Regions from separate parts of the Homo sapiens genome. Here all the other regions are linked to region 1. Evidence: chromatin loops called from intact Hi-C (ENCODE). Cell type or tissue: endothelial cell of umbilical vein. All regions are shown on one strand. Region 1 has its middle 31 kb from the start of PPP1R1C. Region 2 has its middle 81 kb from the start of ITPRID2. Region 3 has its middle 100 kb from the start of ITPRID2.

What was found. A loop is a pair of places that touch in the nucleus more often than their neighbours do. Peaks named below come from ENCODE experiments on the same cell type or tissue, not always from the same donor. Only the 100,000 strongest peaks of a DNase experiment are listed, where the experiment ranks them.
Region 2: a loop joins it to region 1, with 4 times the contacts of the local background. A loop is called at or near these places in 2 of 110 quality-filtered maps.
Region 3: it touches region 1 in a loop (5-fold over the local background); 4 of 110 quality-filtered maps call a loop at or near these places.

The regions. Positions count from the first base shown.
Region 1 is chr2:181,950,695-181,958,694 of GRCh38, forward strand. It overlaps a transcript of PPP1R1C not described here. Among named protein-coding and RNA genes, the nearest start is that of PPP1R1C, 31 kb to the right of the region's middle. RefSeq lists an enhancer at 3,918-5,117. In endothelial cell of umbilical vein, a CTCF peak has its summit at 3,748 (motif pointing left); DNase peaks (open chromatin) are centred at 3,757 and 4,447; H3K4me3 peaks cover 300 bases; H3K27ac peaks cover 1,337 bases.
Region 2 is chr2:181,806,663-181,814,662 of GRCh38, forward strand. No RefSeq gene overlaps it. Among named protein-coding and RNA genes, the nearest start is that of ITPRID2, 81 kb to the right of the region's middle. RefSeq lists an enhancer at 4,200-4,494. In endothelial cell of umbilical vein, no CTCF peak of the experiment used is centred here; DNase peaks (open chromatin) are centred at 4,339, 5,899 and 7,779; H3K27ac peaks cover 3,636 bases.
Region 3 is chr2:181,786,873-181,794,872 of GRCh38, forward strand. No RefSeq gene overlaps it. Among named protein-coding and RNA genes, the nearest start is that of ITPRID2, 100 kb to the right of the region's middle. RefSeq lists an enhancer at 3,851-5,050. In endothelial cell of umbilical vein, no CTCF peak of the experiment used is centred here; DNase peaks (open chromatin) are centred at 1,059, 2,419 and 4,659; H3K27ac peaks cover 2,937 bases.

The sequences.
Region 1 (8,000 bases):
CCCCTAACCCTGCAAAAGAGAGTTGACCTGGGGTTATCTTAAAACAGAAACTCTTAAATGACTACCTCAGTGGGTTGTATACATGAAAAAATGGTGTGTTACTGGGTGCTCAAAATGGAGCTATCCAGAAGAAGGCATTGCCAAGGTCAAAGAAACTACATTGCAGATCTTGAGTGAGAAGCTCTGAAGAAGCAACAAAAGTGTCCAACCAAGAAAGACTCAGCAATGCATCTGCTGTCCAGAGAGCATGAAAGCCACATTTTATCAGCTGCATAACCCAGCTCCTTCCTCTGGTCCCTCTTTCCTTAGTCTGACTTTGGAGAAGCCAGAGCCGTGGCTTACACAGTGTGGGAGGAGGCAGAGTTAGGAACTTCTTAAGAAACCAGCCACATCCCCACCCCACCTTCAGCCTCCATTCTGGGAATGAGGAAAGCTTGACACTGAATAAGAATTTAGATATTCTATTTCTTTACTGAACTGAACTCTAGCTTGGGTATTATTAGAGTAGCTGATATGTTTAATGCCAAAACATTACCTAAGAATGAATACACCAACTATGGACTTTATCTATAGTTTTATCTTTAATAGTGAGAAATAATACATCATTTTCTTTTCACATTTTATCACTGATGGAGGTATCACATAATCATATTAATGTATCTGCAGGATAGATGTTATCTTAGTAGGAATTATTTTCTTCCCTCTGTAATTAAGGAAACTGAAGCTCACAGAGTTTAAGTAAGTTTCCTAAGGTCCCACAACCAACAGTCAAAAGAACAAGGCTATGAAACATGAATGTTTCAGTCAAACAGTCATTCCCTTCCTGCACGCTGCACTGAACCTCAAGGACCAACAAAGAACTTGAGAATTCAAAGTGGGCAAGATTTTATCTAATTTGGGGAAACAAGGAGTGTTCATGCAAGGGGAATGGTTCATGAAATGGACTTTCAGGATGAATAGGTTTTTAGCAAACAGAGATGAGAGGAAAATAATTCTAGGACAGAAGTGACTAAACTAAGAAACTGAGGCTGGATAGGGTGTAGTCTACAAACTGTGGTAGTCTAATCTGGATACGTATAAGGTCGAGGAAGGGTTAGGGAAAGAGAAGTCTGGAAACACTGTGGGGCAATAGAATGGTAATTCTTTACTTTTTACCTTACTCCCTCTTCTGCAACTGCCTCTTATTCTTTGAGAAAAAAAGGAAGATATACTTTTCATATGATTTGGAAAGCAGAGATTATGTGCTAACATCTCACTTGGTATAGGGAAAAACTGCAAGAATTTTTTAGAGAGGTGGACCTAGTTTCAAATCCATTACTACTATAAGAATATACTATTTCTGAAACTCAATTTCCTTGTCTGTAGAGCAAAAAAATTACTCCATAGTACCACAGTGGAGGATAAATAAAATAAGATGAATATGATACACAATTATAAAATAACTGTGTGACCTTAAGCAAATTACAAATGTCATGTCTCTGTTCCTCAGTTTGCCCACCCCATTGTGTTGTCAATGACATGTTATATCACTGTTTGAAGGACTTTACAGCAAAAAAAGGTATTCTTATAAATGCTCAGTAGATGTCAAGCTTAATTTTGTATGTGTCCAAAATTAAACCTTTACATTTTAGTTACATAAAAAGGTCCTTTAAGTGAGGGTAAGAGAACATTTAAACTGAAAGTTATATATACTAGGCCTGAAATTTTTAATGGCCTTATTTAAAATGAATATAAAGGTACTTAAGGAAGGTAGCAGTTGTAGGCTTTCTTTTCTTAGGAAATCAATACTCATAAAACTCAAGGTTGGAAATGAGAATTAAAAACCACAGTGAGTTTATTTTAAAACATGTAGTCTGTCATCTTTATTTTCCCTTTGGATTACATAGTGTTTATACCCTGAGGTCTATTTATGTTGCTGCAACTCTTTCACTGACTTTGAAGTGAACTTTGTATGGTGCTAGAATCAGAGCACTAGGGCTTAGAGATCATGTATTCCAACCCTCTCATTTAAAAAGAGTAAATTAAGGTAAGAGAGTAAAGCGAATTTCCCTGATATCTTTGTTTCCTCTGAGATGTAAAAATCTCTGTTGTTCTTAACCACCAGGCTAAGTTCAGTGACAGCAAGAGTCATCCTAGTTCAGCCCCTAACATGGCCCCTGATCCTCCCCTTAACCTAGACAGTGCCTGGCACTTAGCAGACACTCCACTTATAGTTCTGGAAAAAAAGCACTTATCTCTGAGCAAAGTCTTTTACTCTCATTAGAAACTCTCTGGCATTCCTGGTATGGCTTAGGAGACTAATCACTGATAATAAATAAATAAATAAATAAATAAATAAATAAATAAATAATAAATTCCTGCTGTTCTTCTCCCAAATACATGCCTCATGGAGTTGCCTGCAGGAGAAAGAGTTCCACAGCAAATCAATACCTGCAATTTAAAGGATTCTACTCTTGCCAGGTGTGATGGCTCATGCTTGTAATCCCAGCACTTTGGGAGGCTGGGGTAGGAGGATTGCTTGGGGCCAGGAATTTGAAACCATCCTGGTCAATATAGCAAGACCCCGTCTTTACAAAAAAATTAAAAATTTAGCTAGGCGTGGTGTTGCCCACCTGTAGTCCCAGCTACTCAGGTGGCTGAGGCATGAGGATTGCTTGAGGGATTGCTTGAGCCTGGGAGGTCAAGGCGGAAGTGAGCTGTGATCGCACCACTGTACTCCAGGCTGGGTGACAGGGTGAGAGGCTCTCTCAAAAACAAACAAACACACAAAAACGAGGATTCTATTCTTGTAACTTCAAACCAATAAAAATAAGGATTCTACTCTTATAACTTCTCACCAGCAGATTCATTTAAAACCATTATTTCTTCTGTCCAGAGCATCCTAATACATGCAACTGCTCTCATCCAACTGGCAAGCACACAGATTTACTAGCAAAGTTTAGTACCTGTTGGTCAGAAGACTGCCTATTTCTTCTGGGTATCTCTTCAATGTTCCAGGAAACAAATTTCATTTATTCTTATAAGTCTGACTGTCCCAGACAAAGTTACTGTATGTACAAAAATCTGTGTATTTCTTTTGGTGTGATTCAGATGCAAGCAGAAATGAATTTTATTCATATTGTTATCTTTAAGACTGTGTGGGTTGGAGAAGGATTCATAGACAACAAAACAGGAAAAGATTAAGTCAAACAAAACAACTTAGTGGTTTTGTAATTTTGGAGGCTTTTGTCTGAAGGGAGATAGCTAAAGCTTGACAAAGGCTTCCTATGTGTGAGTAGAAGAGACAGCTCTTTTCCCTCTTCATTGGGGCAAGCACCATAGTAATTAGATTTAAAGGACACCAATAGACTTTTTTATTAGAACCAGATAACTTTCTGGTGTTTCTCAAATGAGAGAAAGGCACCTCCATGGAATGTCTTTCATCCGTTTTCAAATTCTACCAAGCCCAGTTCTTCTGCAAACTTCACCTAATGTATGTGTGATCTACAGCTGTGGTTTACAAACTGAATTCAGGTGGCCAGGCAGGGACCCCTCCCCCCGCGCCCCACTACCCGCTAACCGCCTCCCGCCACACACACACACACACACACACACACACACACCCCGCGCGCGCGCACACACACACACCCCACCCCACCACCCCGACCTCCACATACATTCCCCCGACCCCCTCCAGCAGTGAAGTCTAAGAGCACCGCGAAGTAATTTAAATTTTCGAGGGAAAGCACAGCGCCATCTGTCGGACATCATGCCAATTACTCTTGTTAAGTTCCTACCTGACGGTTACTTTATACTTTGAACTGCTAGGTACTCCTTTTGGCCTAAGGACACAGTGAAAAATGTACCGAGACCTTGGAGAGCCACGAACCAAGAAACTTCAGAAACCTCTGATATCTGATCAAGAGTTAAGAGACGTCAGAATCATCACAACTGACAAAAGGTTAGGAAAAAATTCTAAACATTTCTATTTCCTACAGACTTCCCCATTATATTTTTGGCTGCCTAAACAGAAACAGACTTCCATGATCAGGAGCTGGGCTCTGGCAGTTAACATTTTATTGCCATTTTACTGGTTATGAACTCTTTCTATGATATCTTCGTATCTATATGAATAGATAGGTGATATGTATCAGTATGTATGTGTTTAAAGAGAGATTTTTTTTCCCTAGGCATGTCTCCATACATAAATATTTTTAAAAGTTAAAAACATGGGTTCCATGTTTCGAAATGGCTAGGACAGGAGCTGTGGAGTTCTCAAATCCTAATTGAGGGCTGTCTCAGGGAAAGGTGCTGATACAAAAATCAGTCTCATCCTAGGTGACCTCTGTCAGCTTTATAAGCTCTTTGATGACTTATTATTCCATTTATAAAACAAAGAGAATAATACAGATGTTATTGAGGTTCGTGTTTATAAAATATTCTAAGATGGCCAGATGAAAAGTGTGACTCACAGGAAATGCCAAATCTGAAATAAATCATCCTTCTGAGTCACAACAAATACCTTTCAATGTGATGGAAACTTGATATTTGAAAACTCCCTTGATTAGATTCCTGTTTTCATCAGCTGTACTTTTCCTATGAAATTTGTTTACATATTTCTTTCCTCTTTACCATGCTTTCAAATTGGTTGACATTTATAACTTGAAAGAGGACCATTGAAAAATTACTTAAGGGAGACCAGCACAAATACAATTTTTTTTTCCACCAGGGAAAGGCCATGTGCGTGTGTTTAAATGTAATTATCGTTTCCCTTTTGATTTTTGTCAATCAAGGAAATAGTGTTACTAAAATGTCTGATTGTTTTATCTCATCACTACCAACAAAAACTGTTCCATTACAGTCTGTGAGGCTTTCTATTTTAGAGTGTTTTCTAGGCAATATGTGGTAATTCAAAGAGATCAAAGTAAATGTCTCCACCTCAATTCATACAAGCCTTGATAATAATATATTTTCAAAACTTGTCCATTCTAAAGTAACATTTGTCTACTAAGCCCTTTTTTGGGGGAAATTTAAATTAGTGGGAGGAGCTTATACACTATCTTTTTCATAAATAACACTTTTCTTGATTATTAAGAAGTAAATAAAATGATCTTCAATTCTAGCACACAGAGATAAGCGCCATTGAAATGTTGGTGTGCTTTGGTCTAGTCTTTTGTCTATGCATGTTTTAATATTATATACTTTTTAAATTTTATTAATCTCATTTTGTGTTACAGTTTCTTTTTTATTAAGTTGTGCAGGTTTGTTACATAGGTACACATGTGCCATGGTGGTTTGCTGCACCCATCAACCCATCATCTATGTTAGGTATTTCTCCTAATGCTATCCCTCCCCTATCTCCTCCCCACCTCCCCGCCGCCACCCCTGCCCACAGGCCTGGCGTGTGAGGTTCCCCTCCCTGTGCCCATATGTTCTCACTTTTCAACTCCCACTTATGAGTGAGAACATGTGGTGTTTGGTTTTCTGTTCTTGTGTTAGTTTGCTGAGAATGATGGTTTCCAGCTTCATCCATGTCCTTGCAAAGGACATGAACTCATTCTTTCTTATGGCTGCATAGTATTCCATGGTGTATATGTGCCACATTTTCTTTATCCAGTCTATCATTGATGGGCATTTGGGTTGGTTCCAAGTCTTTGCTATTGTGAACAGTGCTGCAATAAACATACGTGTGCATGTGTCTTTATAGTAGAATGATTTATAATCCTTGGGGTATATACCCAGTAATGGGATTGCTGGGTCAAGTATTTCTAGTTCTAGATCCTTGAGGAATCGCCACACTGTCTGCCACAATGGTTGAACTAATTTACACTCCCACCAACAGTGTAAAAGTATTTCTATTTCTCCACATCCTCTCCAGCATCTGTTATTTCCTGACTTTTTAATGATCGCCATTCTAACTGGTGTGAGATGGTATCTCCTTGTGGTTTTGATTTGCATTTCTCTGATGACCAGTGATCATGAGCATTTTTTCATGTTTTTTTGGCCACATAAATGTCTTCTTTTGAAAAGTATCTGTTCATATCCTTCATGTTACAGTTTCTTTTGGTAATTTTGATTACCATTCACTCCAATTAAGTCAGTCATGTAATATTTAACATATTTTTGCATGTGTTTAAAAAATGGCAATTTCAGATTATTTTAGATACTGTAAGTAAATTGAAATTGTGAAGTATAGATTTAAATGTATTATTTTTGAAATTTCCATCTGAAATGTTACATAATTTTGTTTGTTGAGTCACTCTGTAATTAATTCTAAAGCTCAAACCATGAGCTGTTCACACTGTTAAACCTTAAAATTGATTTGGGACCAGAAAAATTTCATCAGCTGTTTTAATTTAAATAAGTATGCATGTGCTTTGCCACTGGATAATTGTGCTAACTCAGGCCAGGTGCAGTGGTTCACGCCTGTAATCTCACCACTTTGGGAGGCTGAGGTGGGCGGATTATCTGAGGTCAGGAGTTCGAGAACAGCCTGGCCAAAATGATGAAGCTCTGTCTCTACCAAAAATACAAAAATTAGCCAGGCATGGTAGTGCACCCCTGTAATCCCAGCTATTCAGGAGGCTGAGGCAGAATTGCTTGAACCCGGGAGGTGGAGGTTGTGGTAAGCCGAGGTAGCGCCACTGCACTTCAACCTGGGCGACAGAGTGAGACTCTGTCTTAAAAAGAGAAGAAAAAAATTGTGCTAACTCTTATCAAGCAAGCCCTTGAAATTCCACTCAATTCATGAAGCCATCTCAGTTTCTTCTGGGACAGGTAGTAATTTACCCATTCTCAACCATTTAGAAATATTATTAAGTCCCTTTAACTTACTGAATCATAACAGACATTCATTCCATTGTTTATACGTAAAATTACTAAATATTAGTTATTGGGTAGTCCTAGATAAAATTTATGAAGTTAGGGTGTCTTCTTCTCAAAACTGTTTCTGTTTTGAGTATTCTTTATTTTCTTCTTATACCCAAATAATCAAAATCTGATAATTCCCATTGCATACCTTAGGAATCTGTCTCCCATGCCCCACTCAGCTCCCCTTTCCTTGCAAGGCTTGTACTTTGGACTTTTCTGAACACCACGCCTTACCCCATACTCATCAGCCAATGTTGATTCTTCTGGTGGCTGAGGGTCTTGTTGGATGACTGCATTGCTAATCTTGCCATTGCATTTCGCTAAAGTGCAAATAATTGATAAATGATTCATGAGTCATGCCTCCCAGAGTGTGTACTCATTTAATTAATGGAAGGCTTCGAAGGCTTAATTCCTAAGAGGGACTGAGTAATAATGAAAGTAGATTGAAGTATTTTGAAGGGTAGTGAGGGAAAGAAAGCTACACCCGTGTGATAACTGGGTTTCCAATATAGCTGTTTTCAGTCTGATTCTCAGAGGCTGACTTTGATATAAGAACATTTGAGCAGGAGATATGCTAAGGAAGCGCTCCCAAGAAAAATCAGCAGGGGGGCTTAATGGAAGCAGAACAGGGAAGTGGAAGTAGCTAAGCAAGGACTAATTTCAGGTCAACTCCCTTTCTCAGCCCGATCCTGCAGGGAGTTGTGCAAAGGAAATTACATTACTGATTTTGTCCTGGCTTGAGGAAAGGGAGTCATTTTCCATAGCTTGCCCTGTGGTGGCCATAAACTCCCTGGCACTTCCTGCTATAAGTATGGCCAAAAAGGCTGCAGTAAACCAAGGACAGTCCCCTTGGTTTTGAGACTGTGAGCTGTTAGAAGTACAAATACAAAAGCTGGGGATGGGCATAGGAATCATAAGGAGGCTCCATAGGGATGTGGATGAAGCACCATCTGTATATACTGCAATGGCATGAACTTAAGAGGGAACAGAGTGGATGAACAATATCCATGCAGCCATGAGTTGGGCAGTGGGTCCTTCTTCCTGAAGGTAATTACAGCACCAGATCAAGATATAGAATAGAAGTCTTTCTTGTACTCACTTCCCATCAATAGACCCCTTGAAAAGGTAATCAGTACTCTGATTACACTTAG
Region 2 (8,000 bases), 140 kb before region 1:
CCCATTCAACCCAGCAATCCATTCAACCCAGCAATCCCATTACCGGGTATATACCCCAAGGAATATAAATTGTTCTATCATAAAGACACATGCATACGTATGTTCACTGCAGCACTATTCACAATAGCAAAGACATAGAATCAACCTAAATGCCCATCAATGATAGACTAGATAAAGAAAATATGGTACATATACACCATGGAATACTATGCAGCCACAAAAGAGAAAGGGATCATGTCATTTGCAAGAACATGGCTGGAGCTAAAGGCCATTATCCTTAGGAAACTAACACAGGAACAGAAAACCAAATACTACCTCTTCTCACTTTTAAGTGGGAGCTAAGTGATGAGTACACATGGACACAGAGAGAGGAACAATACACACTGGGTCTTCCTGGAGGGTGGAAGGTGAGAGGAGGGAGAGGATTAAGAAAAATAATTAATGGGTACTAGGCTTAATATGTGGGTGACAAAATAATCTGTACGACAAACCTCCATGATGTGGGTTTACCTATATAACAAGTCTTCACATGTACTCCTGAACTTAAGAGTTAAAAAAAAAGATTAACCTTTACTGCATGCTGCCTCTGCACCAGACACTGAGTTAACCATTGCACGTGTATTATTTTAGTTAGCCCTCAAAACAGCTTGAAGAGGTTGGTTTGAGAGATTGGGTGTCTGACAGGTCACACAGTTTTGTATGCATGATCCATCAAACTTACCTTTATCCCATTCTTTAGAATGGGATGGAAACCTACGACTGTCTATTACAGAGTGAAGCTCTTAATTGTGCTACATATTGGCTACCTTTCTTTCCCTGTCCCATTTAGTTTGTGATGGGAATAGAACAGGAGCATAGGAAGAAAATGAATAGTTACAAATCAACTCAGTAGAGAGTAATTAGAATGTGTGTACTGTCTACTTATTGACTGTAAATTGTGATTTGCTAGCGTCCTGGGTTGTGAATGCTTGCTAGCAGGGTTCATCAGTACATAATTACCTAACATTGCTAAATGTGGCCAGGAGAGTCTGTCCTTTGATGAACCCAAGTGTGAGAGAGAGATCTTAGGTTTCTGGATTAAGATTCTTCCTGAGATTTGTAACCTCAAACATTTGGCCAGCTTCCTTACCGTGCATCCCCAGTCTGAACCCCAAAGGATTCTTAGGCAGAATGGACTAGTTCATTAAGCATCTTTCCACTGGCTGTGGGTTTGAGTGCCTATGCTCTGTCCTAAAGCATCCACAACTGATTTCTACTCTTGAAGTCTGGGGGTTAGACATGAGCTGGTCCCGAACTCAGGTAGTGAACTCTGTCTGGCTTGAATCTTCCTATAGGAAGATTATAGGAACCAGTCTAGGAACTGAGTGCTGTACAATGCAGAATTGATTGGCTACTATGTCACAACTAAAAAATGATATCTGGATGCCCTGAGATTATTTGGACCTGTGTTTTCCTTCAAAGAAAAGTAATTTTTATTTGCTTTTTAGAAATCCACTTTTGTTAAATAATAACAAGATATTTTTTAAAAATACAGACTATATAAAAAGAAAACTATAAACCATAGTTCCATTGCCCAAAGATCAACACTAACAGGTCTATTAACATCCAGTCTTTTTTCTAGTTTTATTAAAGAGAAGTGTGTGTATGCATGTGTTTACATTAAAAATTATTTGCACCTTATTAATTGGTCCTTAGTAATATTTGTTGAGTAAATGAAAAATTAACATTAGATTCTGACATTTTTTTCAGAGGAATTTTTAAATACACAATTACAGTGTTGTCCCCATAATGAGATACACATTTCATAATAAAATTATTTACTTTGAATCCAAATGCTATCGTGAGAGTAATTTGGCACCAACAATATCACATTATTAAAAGAATATTAATGTGGTCAGTTTAGTCAGGTGTGGTTTGTTTTTTAGGACTTCTCTGATGTGATGAATATATTACGTGTTGATGGTAATAATGATTGCTAACATATACTGAGTGCTTAGAATACATTAGCAATTAGGAAAATTTCTCATTGCTCTCCATTTATTAACTAATTTAATATTCAAAACAGCCATAAGATTACCTGCAGGTTACACAGGAAGAAACTAAACTAGTTTTCTCCAGGTCACACAGTTAATGAGTAGCGGAACAGGGATATGAACCCAGGCAGTCTGGGTCCAAAGCCTTTGAGTATAGCTACCATACTATAACAGGACACTCTTCCAGGCATATTATACCATGATTTCCCTTTCTGGAATTTTTATGTTAGTTAATCATTAGTCAATTTGAGTATATTTTCACTAGGTATTACATTTAATATACTTTTGAGAGCAAGTAACAGAAAATATTACTCAAACTGGCTTAAACCAGTGGTTCTCAAACTTTAGTCTGCATCAGAATCCCCTGAAGGGCATCTTAAAGCATGGATTGCTGAGCTAGCTCCACCCTGAGTTTCTGATTCTACATTTCTGGGATAGGGCTTTAGATTTTGTATTTGAACAGATTCCCAGGTGAGGCTGATGCTTCTGGTCTAGGACTATGCTTGGAGAAAACTCACTGACCTTAGTCAAGATTTATGCCTTAGGCTGGCTTAATACAATTCTATGGCTCTATTCCTCTGCATCCCTCTTAGCTATTATCTCCTCTGTGTATCTTCCTAATCTTCAAACCATAGCAAGATGACTGCAGCCGTTTTAAGCCTTGAATCTATGCACAAAAGTATCCAACAAAGGAGAACCCAGTTATTTCAGCAATTTTTGTAAGAACAAGGAAATTCCTTTATCAACGACTTTGAAAAATTTCTTTGGGTCTTGACCTACATTAGATCACCTCTCTGTTGAATAAATTCTAATGGACAGGAGAGCTCTGCTTGCTGATTGGCTTAGGCTTAGGTGGAAAAAGAGAACTTTTCTATTTAGTCTTCCTTTCTACTGTTTAGGTTCAAAGCACGTTTTTTAAAAAAGCATTTCCTTTTTCAGGCAAAATCTTCAGAATCTATCTCTGAAAAACTGTAGACTACAAAATGTTACCTTCCCAAGTCAACTTTAAAGCTAATACTTTAAGTTTACATATTAATAGCAATATAACAATATTTACAGTGATAGAACAAATGCATGTATTTAAACAGTGCCTTTACACATACTACTGAACAAGATTTTTCTCCTAAATACCTATCTATATCCAAAGTCTCACTGTAGTTATGAAGAGGTCATTGATTTATATACAGTGCCTGCAAAATGCTACAAGCCGCACTTCACTGCATTGTCCAATTTTATCTGCTTGCCAATCTTAATAATTAGGCCATATTATTATCTATGTTTTGCAGATAAGGGCTATAAAGCATCTATACTATAATAGTACACATCTAATTTAACTTAAATGAATATAACAATTTATTTTTCTTGAAACTGTATAATGTCTACCATGGTAGAATATATAATTGTTTCAGAAATCATCCCTATGAGGTACATATAAAAAATAACCAATCTTGGGCTGGGCACGGTGGCTCATGCCTATAATCCCAGCACTTTGGGAGGCTGAGGCGGGTGGATCACGAGGTCAGGAGATTGAGACCATCCTGGCTAACACGGTGAAACCCCGTCTCTACTAAAAATACAAAAAAATTAGCCCGGTTTGGTGGTGGGTGCCTGTAGTCCCAGCTACTCAGAAGGCTGAGGCAGGAGAATGGCGTGAACCCAGGAGACAGAGGTTGCAGTGAGCTGAGATCGTGCCACTGCACTCTAGCCTGGGCGACAAAGCGAGACTCCATCTCAAAAAATAAAATAAAAATAACTAATCTTAAGGGAGTTATGCTGATGTATGTTGTTTTCATATCTAGTTTAATTAAATTTAAATGTCTATACTTAAGTATTTATTATGTATATTATGTATTATGTATGAAACACACATAATATATATTTATTTTACATATACATACAAAATGTGTGTGTGTGTTTAGAGAGAGTGAGAAAAAAATCTCTTATTATAATGCCTGGCTCATTGAAAGTACCCTATGATAATGTCATATTTTTATTTAATTCAATGTAACAGCTATTTATTGGGGAACTATTAGCTATGAAGTATTGTGCAAGGAAATGAGTAGCTATTAATATATACTGACATTAAACACCGTATATTAAACACCAGGCCCTTTAACATAGGCTCTTCTTAATATACTCATTACAGAGGTAATTTCTCAAGCAAATTAGTCGTGTAACTTGTCTCTTGATAACAGCACGGGGAGTTAAGACTGCCAAAATCAACAGCGTATTTCAAAGGCTTCCAGGTTCTCTGTAACAAAGGCTGAGTAAGCCATGACTCATAATCGGGAAACTTCTATTTGAGGGCCTGATTATCTTTCTTCATATCTGGGGTGTGGGAAAGACTGGTAGCAGTGGGCAGCAGGCTAGGGAGGAGTTCCGTTCTGTTTCCAGGGCCACAAAGGGAGTGAGAAGCACATAGTGAAAGTTCTCCAGAGTAGCTTTTTCTCTTTCAAGGGAGCCCTAGAGACACACAGAGTGATCTGAAACATATTCGGGACAATTGAGTTGTTAGAATTCATGATTTACTGCATTATCTGGTTAAGTCCATCATGTACCATCACCCAGGAGTCAACTAGCCTCTGACTTGCACCAAGCCACTCTGGGTTGCTTGCTGCTTCTGTCTGTGTGTTTTATTTATTTATGTGGGCAGGAGGAGGGGGGAGTAGGGTTGGAGGAGGGAGGAGAAGGGTTAGGGGAGGTATGTTTTTAAGGCCCCATTTTGAACCTGCACATAATATAATTGAAAGAGAACAGTTTTCCAGTTGCGCAGAAACGCATCTAAATTTTGGCTATCATGTACCATTGTGTGGCCTTGGGTAATGCCTTAACATTTCTGAATCACAGTTTCCTGTTGTTTAAGACAGTGACATTATCTGCATAGTGGATTTGTTGTAAAAAATTAATTAGAGTGCAAGTGAAAAAGAGCCATCGCAATGCCTGGCATATAGTAAGCTCTCAAAATGAGGAATAAAAAAAGAAACCTAGTGAGTTGGTGTTATGCTAAATAACCATTATATTTAAAATGACTAAGTAATTTATATCCCAAAGATGTTTTTGAGAATAAAAGGATCACTATTAATAATTAGGTCAGGGCTGAGTGCAGTGGCTCATGCCTGTAATCCCAGCACTTTGGAAGGCCGAGGTAGACAGATCGCTTGAGCTCAGGAGTTCGAGACTAGCCTGGGGAATACAGCAAAACCTCATCTCTACAAAAAATGTGATGGCGCACCCCTGTAGTCCCAGCTACTTGGGGCGCTGAGGTGGGAGAATTCACTGGAGCCAGAGAGGCAGAGGTTACAGTGAGCCGAGATCAAAACACTTCACCACAGCCTGGATGAGACAGCGATATCCTGTCTCAAAAAAATAAAAATAAAAATAAAAATTAGCTCAGAACAACAGACCAAACAAGCACTGTCCTGAGCAAATCTGAAGGCATACTCCTTCTAATTATAATCATGCTGCTCTATTGATGGGGCTAAAGGTAGGAGTCAGAAGTCCTTATTTCTTGAGATCATAAATTTGTAATCACATAACTTTTCTCTAGGTTTCTCTCAGATACTTAATGGTTGTCATTAGATCATGCATACAATATAGTCCGTGATAAGTGATAGGGTAGAGAAAGGAATGTGGATGGCCCAGTTTTCTTCTTCCCCTAAACTGAAAAAAACCTAAATCTCACTTTTTCCCCTAAACTGAAAAAAAAAAAAAAAGAGAGAGAGAAATCTCCCTCTTGCCTGAACAGCAACTGCAAGGCTTAGAACCCACAAAAATACCACTTAGCTCAGACATCAGAGAAATGTCTGTGCAGTTGGTGGGCTGAAGGTAGGGAGGAGAGTTTTCATAAAAGTTTGCTTTGTAATTCCATAATTTAAGCTCATGATCTGGAAAGTATTTCCTCCTTCCTGTTGTTGTGTAATCCAGGATATACTTTTATGATATACTCGATGGCATTCAAGACAATGACTAAATTCAGAGGCAGTGGAATATTGTTATACCTCCTAATTTAAATTCCTATTTTATATGGCACAAAGAGTCCTGCCATTCTCCTAAAGAAACTTTTAAAAAATGGAGGCTAAAAAGAAGAAATGTGATCATTTTAAACACTTTATATTTTGTAAAATTCCAATTTTAAAACGTGGGAAAAGAAATACAATGTATAAAACAGATACATTAAAAATCTGGCATTATCTCTTTATTTTGAATATTGATCCTGAACTGTCTTAACTTTTGCTGTTAAATTCTGACTTTTCTAAGAAATCAAAAGGAGGCACTTTGATCCTTGATCCAAGAAATTGTCTGGGCCTTACCATTTACATTTTAGGAAAGAAGTCTAGAAAAAGTCAAGCTAAAAGGCTGTATGCTACTTCACCTGGCCACTCTCCTACTCACAAAAGTGAACCTGGGCAGATCCTTTATTGGTTCATTCATTCATTCATTTAACAGGAATTTATTATGCTCCTACTAAGTGCCATATTCCAGGCCAAATGCTGGAGATTCAAGCATGGTCATGCCATTTCCAGGCTTAATGTCCAATGAAGCAGATGGCATTGCTGTGAAGAATTATTACTAGAAAACAAGATCAAGATTAATGACAGAGGAAGCTCAAGACACTTTGAGAGCCCACAGTAGTCTATGGGTCAGGGAAGGCTCTCTGAATATGGATCTTTCTCCAGCCGAGTAAGGTGAGCAGGAATTGGTCATTTTATAATAGAAATGGTGTCCAAGGCAGAAGGACAATCTGTGAGGGAGGGGAAAAAAGAGAGAAGTTGGTGTGAGGATCTGAAAATATACAAGTATGGCTAGAATGAGGGCACTCAGTCACCATGAGGCTAAAGAGACAAGCAAGGGCCCAATTATAGAGGCTTTGAAGTCATATTAGGAGTTCAGGGTTTACCCTGTTGATAGCTGGGGTGTCTCTAAACATTGAGCGATTTTATGAAAAAGGTTGACATGATCAAGTGTGCATTTTATAGAGAGAATTCTAGCTTCAGAAGATCAATTAGAGAATGACATAATGGTCAAGATCAAAATTAATAGCAATTTCTACAAAGATGTTGTCATTGGAAATGGAGAAATTTAGGAAGGAATATTAACAGGACATGGTGATTCCTGAGTAGATGGTGATGCCCCTAAATGACATGGAGAATATAAGGAGAAGAAGTGGGTTTAGAAGGTGGTGATAACCGTCAAACAGTTGAATGTGAAATGTCCTTAACATATTCAAGTGAAGATTTCCAACAGAAAGTTGATTTTATGGTCCAAGGGCTCAGGAGGGCATGGTGAACCATATTTAGAGACTGGGGAGTCCTTAGGGTATAAGTGGCCTTTGAAGCCTAGGGAGTAAATGAGACACCCTGAAGTCAGTAGGCAGAATGAGAGAAGAAGCGGGTCAAGGACAGTCTCCCAAGGAACATCAACATATAAAGGAGCAGGAGGGCCACTCTTGTGTTTATCTGGCCCTGAGGTTTCAAAAGGTCTTCATAACAACAGGAAGCATGTGACCGAGATCTAACTGGTGATAAGATGAACTGTCTGATATTATGCATGGGGTTAGAGTGTCAGTCAATATCTACTGGTAGTTCTAAAACTAGATTCCAACTTGAGAAAAACATTTCTTGATGTCCCGTGGAAATGAAGAGGAGTCATAGTCTGACTATGTCACCAATGTTTCTGCAGTTTCTTTGCTTTTCTTTCCCTTCTTTGGTAATGCTCCATCCAGCACATGCTGGCCTGGCAACATTCCAGGTATAAACAGCTTAAAGACTGCTCTCAGTTTATTCTTACATAATATTCTCACTTGTATTATAGAAAAAGGAAGTTTTATGATAGAGTTAGTTGGAAAATAAACCATATGCTTAACCTAGCCATAAACTATACTTAGAAAGACCAAAAATACCTGAAGTGGTAATTCAAGACTCACTTTTCTCAATAATCTCATAAAAAATAAGGAATGCAAAGGTCCTG
Region 3 (8,000 bases), 160 kb before region 1:
CTGATAGAATCCTTACAGTTTCTTCTGATCTCTTTCTTCCATTTCCCTGTTGATTCTGTTGTTGCTCACACTTTTGAGGTAATCATTTGGGAAAACGGTACCCTACAGGCATTCCTGCTCTCAGAACTGGGCAAAGGTGCTTGCTTCAACCTTCCTCCAGCCATGCTGCTCTCCATGGGGTGTGAAATCCATTGGGTTTACTTCCCCTTTTCTAGACCATGCTCTAGGTACCAAGGACTCAAGACTCTTCTGCTTAGAAGGACTTCTAAGGCCCTTCATTCTGAGGCTAACACATGCCAGTGTGCAACTCTGGGGGCTCAAAGTGCAGCAAAAGGTGACTGTTTTCTGTGGGAGTGTGTGTGGAGCTTGGAAGCATGACCTGGGATATCCACACATGGTGAGCAAGGCCCTTCCTCATATGAGACAGAGAGAGTGAGCATGGAAAAAGAAGGCTGTGGGTGTCGGCAGGAGAGAGAGGAGGGGGTGGAGAATTCTAAATTTCAACTGTCCTTCAAGTCATTATGAAGAGAGATTTGTCAAGGTAGAGGATGAGACATATTCCAGGAAATTAGGTAGCTTGATTTATAACATTTAAATATTTGGACATAGGTATGCAAGTCTCCTCTGTGCTCCTGCCCAGGCCTGTGGATGCTGGGGTAGACCTGTCTGAGGTGAAGTGATCACCACTGATACCTCTTCAGCACTAGGGAGGGCTCTAATTCCTCTTAGCGCAGGTGACACCAGTCTGTGAGTTTAACAAGATCTCCTTGAAGGCCTGGAAATAATATAAGTCTAATACAAAGTAACCAACAGCTATTATCAGTGGTGGTTACTTAGGATTCACAGACCCAACTGGACTGCAGAGTTCCTTACACACTCCCACAGCTTCTGGGATCATGGAGACCAGCTCAAACCCACAAATGGGAGTCTCCAGACACCTCCAAACACTAGTCTAGGCCTGTTTATTGTGGTTCCTGTTGTTTTAAATGAAGTCATACTTGTTTCATTGATTGACAGTGGCACTATCTGTTTCCTTCAGATGAGATACCACTTCCCCCTCAGCCTCTACTTGTGTGTTATATGACAACAGTGGCCTGGAAGAGATCATCACAGTTGTTCCCCTTATTTATCAAAATCCCGATTGTTTTATTTTAAACAGCACACATCTGAGCTAGTAACAGTTTGGTCCAAGCAGCAGAGCACAAACCCAACACCAATTTCCTGTCACAGCCTCACCTGCAATGGGAGATGGGAGAACGATGAGATTGATAGGTCCCTCCTGTCACAGCCTGGTCTCAATTCCTAGACTCCTGTGAACAACTATCTGGATTAAAAAAAGACAAACTAGCTGGGCACGGTGGCTCATGGCTGTAATCCCAGCACTTTGGGAAGCTGAGTCAGGTGAATCGCTTGAGCCCAGGAGTTTGTGACCAGTTGGGCAACATGGTGAAACATTGTCTCTACTAAAAACATAGAGATTAGCTGGACGTGGTGGCATGCACCTGTAGTCCTAGCTACCTGGGGAATTGAGGCATGAGAATTGCTTGAACCTGGGAGGTGGAGGTTGCAGTGAGCTGGGATGGGCCACTGAACTCCAGCCTGGGCAACAGAGTGAGACTCCATCTCAGAACAAAACAAGAGACACAAACCTTCCAAGAACAAGATTTTTTTTTTTTTTAAATCATAAGGCAGTCTAAACTAAGACTAGGGCAGAGAAGAATTCTCTAAATCTCCAGGGCTGAAGTCTGCTAATAGTCTCAATTATGGAATCAAGTAGAACTGAATATATCTGTCTGAAGCAGCAGCACTTGGGTTAAATTTTTATAATCCAGAGATTCCTGAAAATATGGGTTTCCATCTATATCTTCAAGATTTTAAAAGCTCACCAAAGTCAATTCTCCCAGAGCAAAATGAGGTATAAACTGCCCACTACCCCTCTCGGCTTGTCAGTTTTCAATCTTCAAAATTATTGGAATCAAATATCCACTATACATAATTAAATATGTGTACTACTAAAGACATTAGTATTTATTACTAACATGAATAATATCTGTCCTGTCTGTATCATGCACCACTGTGAGGCCTGAAAAAAAGGGGATGTAGTGCAAGAGTAACACAGTAGCACTAGTAATACCATCAAGCAGGGATAGCCCAAGCGCAGTACTGTTACACACATGGTTTTGAAAAGCAGGTTGCAAACCATAAAATGATCCAAAGGTTAGGTAATTCTGTCACCTTTCCCTTCCTTACTGAGGCTAGCTGTTCTGGTGAACATATTTGGATTCAATTCAATGTTTTATTGAGTGTCTTCTAAGTACAAGTTAGTATGATAGGTGGTGAAACTCAAACTATCCCCTTGGCTCAAAGCAACATTTTCAATGTTACTGCTCAGCCGCACTTATACACAGCCTGGAAAACCTGTAAGAGCTCTGCTGCTGCTGAAGACCAAGGATTTCTTTTGTTTTTCTCCATTTTCCTTAGTCATTTTACATGAACAGGGAGAAAGAATGTTAGGATCTTCCTTCATCTAACAAATGAATCATTTTGTTTTGTTAGCATGAATACTATCTGGAACATACAGCTATAATGGTAAAGACTGAATTCTAGAGTCAGCAGACCTGTTTTCAACTCTTAACAGTTGAGTTATTTAACATCATCAATTCAATTCAGACTTTGATCGTATGTCAAATTGGATTGAGGATAGGATCTATCTCATGGGAAGGCTGTGAAGATTAAGGGGGATAACAAATATGAAGTATGTAGCGCAGTAAGGACTCAAATATTAATCATTTTAAATTAGTAATTGTATTATTTCTAAACTGGGTGCTTGCTAAAGAAGATACACAGATTGTAAAATGAGATCTCCATTGTCAAGTATAGAATCCTTCTACATGGAATAAGCTGTACACCAATAATGTCATTTACCCTAAGAGACATATAGAAACTCTTTGTTATCCAGAATGCCATCTATGCAAAATATATTTAAGAGATGGGAAGTGAAAAATGAATCAATGCAGCTAAACTAGGTACCAGACAGTACATATATACCTTGTACAAGTGATGGGTCCAAAATAGTAGATGACTAATTGCCAACAGTAGATTTTTGTTGTAGTTACCTACAAGAGTAATCATGATTCTTCTCATGTGGCACTATTATTATTGATCTTTCACAGAAAGAGTCATGTTATCCATGCTCATGTGCAATGGACAAAGCTTTTCCAACTTCGTCCTGTTCTAGATGTTACATGCCAGAAGTTCACTCCTGCAATCAGCAAGTGGGACACAGGTAGAGAAAGACAGAGATTTCAAAGCCACACAGACAGAGCAGTCATTCCCAGACAGTCACTAACTCCACACCCACATTCAGTAGAGAGCACTGAAGGAAAGCCTTATCTGCACTTTCGAAGCTGATACGACAGATTTTAAGGTCTATCACTGAGCATCTGTGGACTCAGAGATAGAGAATGTCCTGAAAAATAGTAATAAGGTCCATGATAGAAGGAAATAACATGAGCTAAAATACACATAAAGGATTTAGAAGAGTTCTGCGAATGTGGAAAGTCCTTAAGAAAAGTGAGCTTTTATTATTATTTTTTGTAGGAAAAAAGCGACTTGGACCCACAAAACAGCAACAATGGAAACTGGACAGCTGAAAAATATGTAGAACCATTGGCAACTTAGAAATTTAGACCCCCAAATCACCAAAGAATATTTTATTTTTTCAACAGAACAAATTCCTTAGTAGATAGGGGCACTTGTAATACACTTGAAGACTTTCTTGTGGTTGATTTCATGTGTGGGTTAACTCTAAAGTAATCTGCATATACAGATTATTCCTTAGTTTTAAATTTGTCATCTTTATAAAGTTCCAACCTAAAACCCTTCCAGGTATTATTACACCCGAGAGTATACGGATCTACCTTAGCTGTTAAAGTCTGAGGGCCCACCCAGAGCGGGCAGATCAGATAAGCACGTCACCCCACAGGAAGCTGCTTTCAGTTGTTTGCTGGGGCATGCCTTGGTATCAGTCACAGATGTTACTCAAAGATGAGACCCCTTCAGCCCTTATTCAAAGCCCTTTTACTCTTCTTTGTTCCAATTCTGTAATAAACATTTATCGAATTTTAGATACTGACAAGGCCAGGAATATATGTCTGGCCAGCCACAGCCAGGTAAACATCATACGCAAACTAAAAGACAAATGCAGTCAGGGGAGCTGTGAACACGTTCAAGCCCCTGAACTATGACCTGTGCTTTGAGTTCTGTGTGAGACTGAAAAAGACAAACAGAAGAGTTGCCTGTTAGAGATAGTTTTGTTTTTCTGGTTTTAAAGATATAATCCTTAGATTTGTAAATCATTCTTGGTAAGGGGGAGACACTGCTTTCCAGTTGTCTACCATTTCACTTACCTGAACTTTTTGAATGCACAGTCCTATACATTCTTTGTCAGTACATTGATTTTAAAGTCGTTTTATAAAAGTTAATGACTCACGGGGCCATCTGTGCAACTTAAACACAATGGCAACCTATGCAGGTGGTTGCTGTGTGTCATATACTGTGCCTGCTGTGTATATTTCTTCTAATTAGTCATACATCCTGAATCAGTTAAGGATGACTGTGGTGAGAAATACAAATCATACCAGGACTGCTTTTAGCCTGACCTATGGTGAACTTGAATGAGTAAAGTACTCCCTGGAGAGAAAATTGCTCACTGTATAGGTAGGCGTACTCCTTTCTTTCAAGGCAACAGGATACATTTAACAACAAGGAAAAAGGAGTTTATCAAATATATCCTGAGTAAGACCCTTTGGTGGCGGGTTGTTTTTCAGGCTCAATTTCTTGGCTTCTCAGATCTATCCTTTAGAAAAAAAAAAAAAGAGTAGTCCAAAAGCTGAAATTCATCAAGAAACATATCCTGTTCATGAAGGAGTCCTAGTGGAGGATGGAAACAACTTTAATTTAGGTTCTAGTAAGCAGTCTGGGATGATTTTCAGATAAACCATGAAGCCATCAACTTGTATTTAATTTGCTGTCATAAAATTTAATTACTCTCAAGCAAAACAAGTTCTAATTAGATGTGATATGAAAAAATTAAAACACAGCATATTAACAAGTGAAACTGATCTCTAGATAATAAAAGTGAGAGAAAGTACATATTGAACTTAAGGAGTGGTCTGGAAAGAGTACCAACAACTAAACGAGGAAAATTTAGTGTGGTCGTGGTAGGAGGAAAGGTAGCCAAAGGAAAGAATCCTGTGTTAATGAGCCTCTGGTCAGTGACTGAGACTGTAGAAAAGAGTAAAAAATAAAATGAAAAAAGTCAAAGGAATTCTAGGTTGTCTGCACTCACCTCATTATACAACAGATGAAGAAACTGAGGCCTCTCATGGCAAAGTGACTTGTTCAAGGACACAAAGCAAGACAATGTTATTACTAAGGCATATGTGTGTCCTCTTCTTCATTGTTAGGTAATGTATGCTAAAGTATAGTGGGCACTGTCTTCATATTTGGATGTGAAGAGAGGCAGTTTCTAGTAGTATTTAAGATGATAGGTAGACTACCAATAAAATAATTTGCTAAATATACATGATACTCATTTAAAATAGATTCCTTCTACCAGTAATGTCACAACTGGTAGTGTATGGAGGGTTTTGTCCATGTAATCCAAATTTGTGGCAAATTTTAGAAATTTTTCTTGGGAAAGGATATTTAATAAGAAAGTGATACAAACTTGAAATATAGCTTTAACAATCAATAAATTATCTAAGTACTTTTAAATGGACTGGAAGACCGAAGAAGATGTACAGATGGCAAACAAGTGTATGAAAAGGTGATCAACATCATTTGTCACTGGGAAATTAAAAATTAAAACAACAATGAGATTATACTACACACCTATTAGAGTGGCTAAAATTCCAAAAACAGATAATATCAATTGCTGGTGAGGATGTGGAAAAAGGAACTCTCATTGATTGCTGGCAGAAATGCAAAATAGTCTAGCCATTTTGGAAAGCAGTTTGGCAGTTTGCAGGAAGCTAAACATAGTCCTAACATATGATCTAGCAATTGTTCTAGGTGTTTACCCAACTGAATTGAAAACTTATGTCTACCCCCAAATCGCCATGCAAATGTTTAGAGCAGCTTCATTCATAATTGTCCCAAACTGGAAGCAACCAAGATGTTCTTCACCAGGTGAATGAATGAAAAAAAAAAAAAAAAAACTATGGTACATCCATACAATGGAGTACTATTCAGTAATAAAAAGGAAATGAGCCATCAAGGAATGAAAAGACATGGATGAATTTTAAATGCATATTGCTATGTCAAAGAAGTCTGTCTGAAAGGCTATATGCAGTATGATTCCAATTATATGACATTCTGGAAAAGACAAAACTACAGAGATGGAAGCAATTAGTGATTGCCAGAGGTTTGGTGTGGGAGAAGGGGAGCACAGAACAAGTGCGGCTCAGGAGAAGTTTTAGAGCAATGAAGCTATTCTGTATGGTATAACTGTGGATAAGTGTCACTATGTATTTGTCAAAATCCATAGAAATGTACAATAGAGAGAGGAGAGCTTAATGTATACAAATTAAAGAAAAATCATTTATGAGGTTGGGAGAATCCCAAGATGAAATGTCCAACATGACAAAGATTGTAACTGTATTACAAATGTGTGAAACAACCTCACTGTAGGTTTTATAGGGGAAGGTTACTGACCTAAGTAACTGGAAATGAGTGAGGCCTGTATGACTAAAAAAGATGGCAAAAGAAATTATACATAAGCACTATATACTCATTAATGAAGTTGTTTCCCACAGGGATAAAAGTTTTAATACCATTATACACATATACTAAAATTGAACAATTAAATAAATGGATGATGAGTATTAGATGTCAGATATCTCACTTTTGGAAAGAGAGGTTACAGATAAACAAGGGGACGAGGCCAGAATAACCCACGTGGTAACGGATTAGTCAGAAGCATCAGTATGAATTCATGTTTAGCTTCATATAGCTAAAACATGGTCACATATGGAAATATTTAGAGATATGTGCATATGTATAGGCTAGTATTCACACAGATATCTTGCTGATCTGTCAGCTGAGAGGCCCAAGAAGCAATGACAGTTTAGTAGCATGGACACTAAGCATCGAGTTCTTGGGTTCCCATACCATTCTGCAATAAAAGGAATGAGGGCTTCTTGGGGGAAATGTCTGATTCTAAGACTGGAACAAGAAATATACAAGTAAGATTTGTGTATTTGTAGTACCACAAAAAAGGAAGTACTCAGAAAAAGCCAAAAAACAAACAAAACACAATGATAGGGGCACATCAAAGGGACACAAGATCTCACTGAAAGAGCTCCCAGTAGTAAAAATTGGAACAATTTGAGCAACCATAATAAATAAAGTAGCATCAGATTATAACCCAAAGTATAAAATAAATATTCAAGTAGCATTGGATTATAATCTAAGGTATAAAAATTATTCAACCAAAATAAATAAAGTAGCATCAGATTATAATCCAAAGTATAAAATAAATATTCATGAATCCATACTGACATAAATGATTGAATAAATAAATAAATAGAAGGAGAAGAGACCACCTCCCTTGCAGAAATATTTCAAATAATTTAGGTAGATAGTCCTCAAGGAGGTAGAGCATAATTCCCGAGTCCTTAAGTGGGAGCTGTGCATAGGGACTCCCTACCAACGAGTACATGATAGAAAGCGGTGAGGAGAATAACTTCATAGTGGAGACACGTGATAAACACATCTCAGCCAGGTGATCACCACCAACAGTGATATCAATATATCACCGTAGTGATGGCAATATGCCCTTGACAGATGTGATGAAAATGGCATTTTAACTTTTTGAGCTTTCTCCCAAAAACGCATAACCTCAGTTTAATTGTTAGTCAAATCCCAACCGAGGGATATTTTATAAACTATCGGACCAGTACTTCTCAAAACTAAATGTTATCAAAAACAAGGTATGA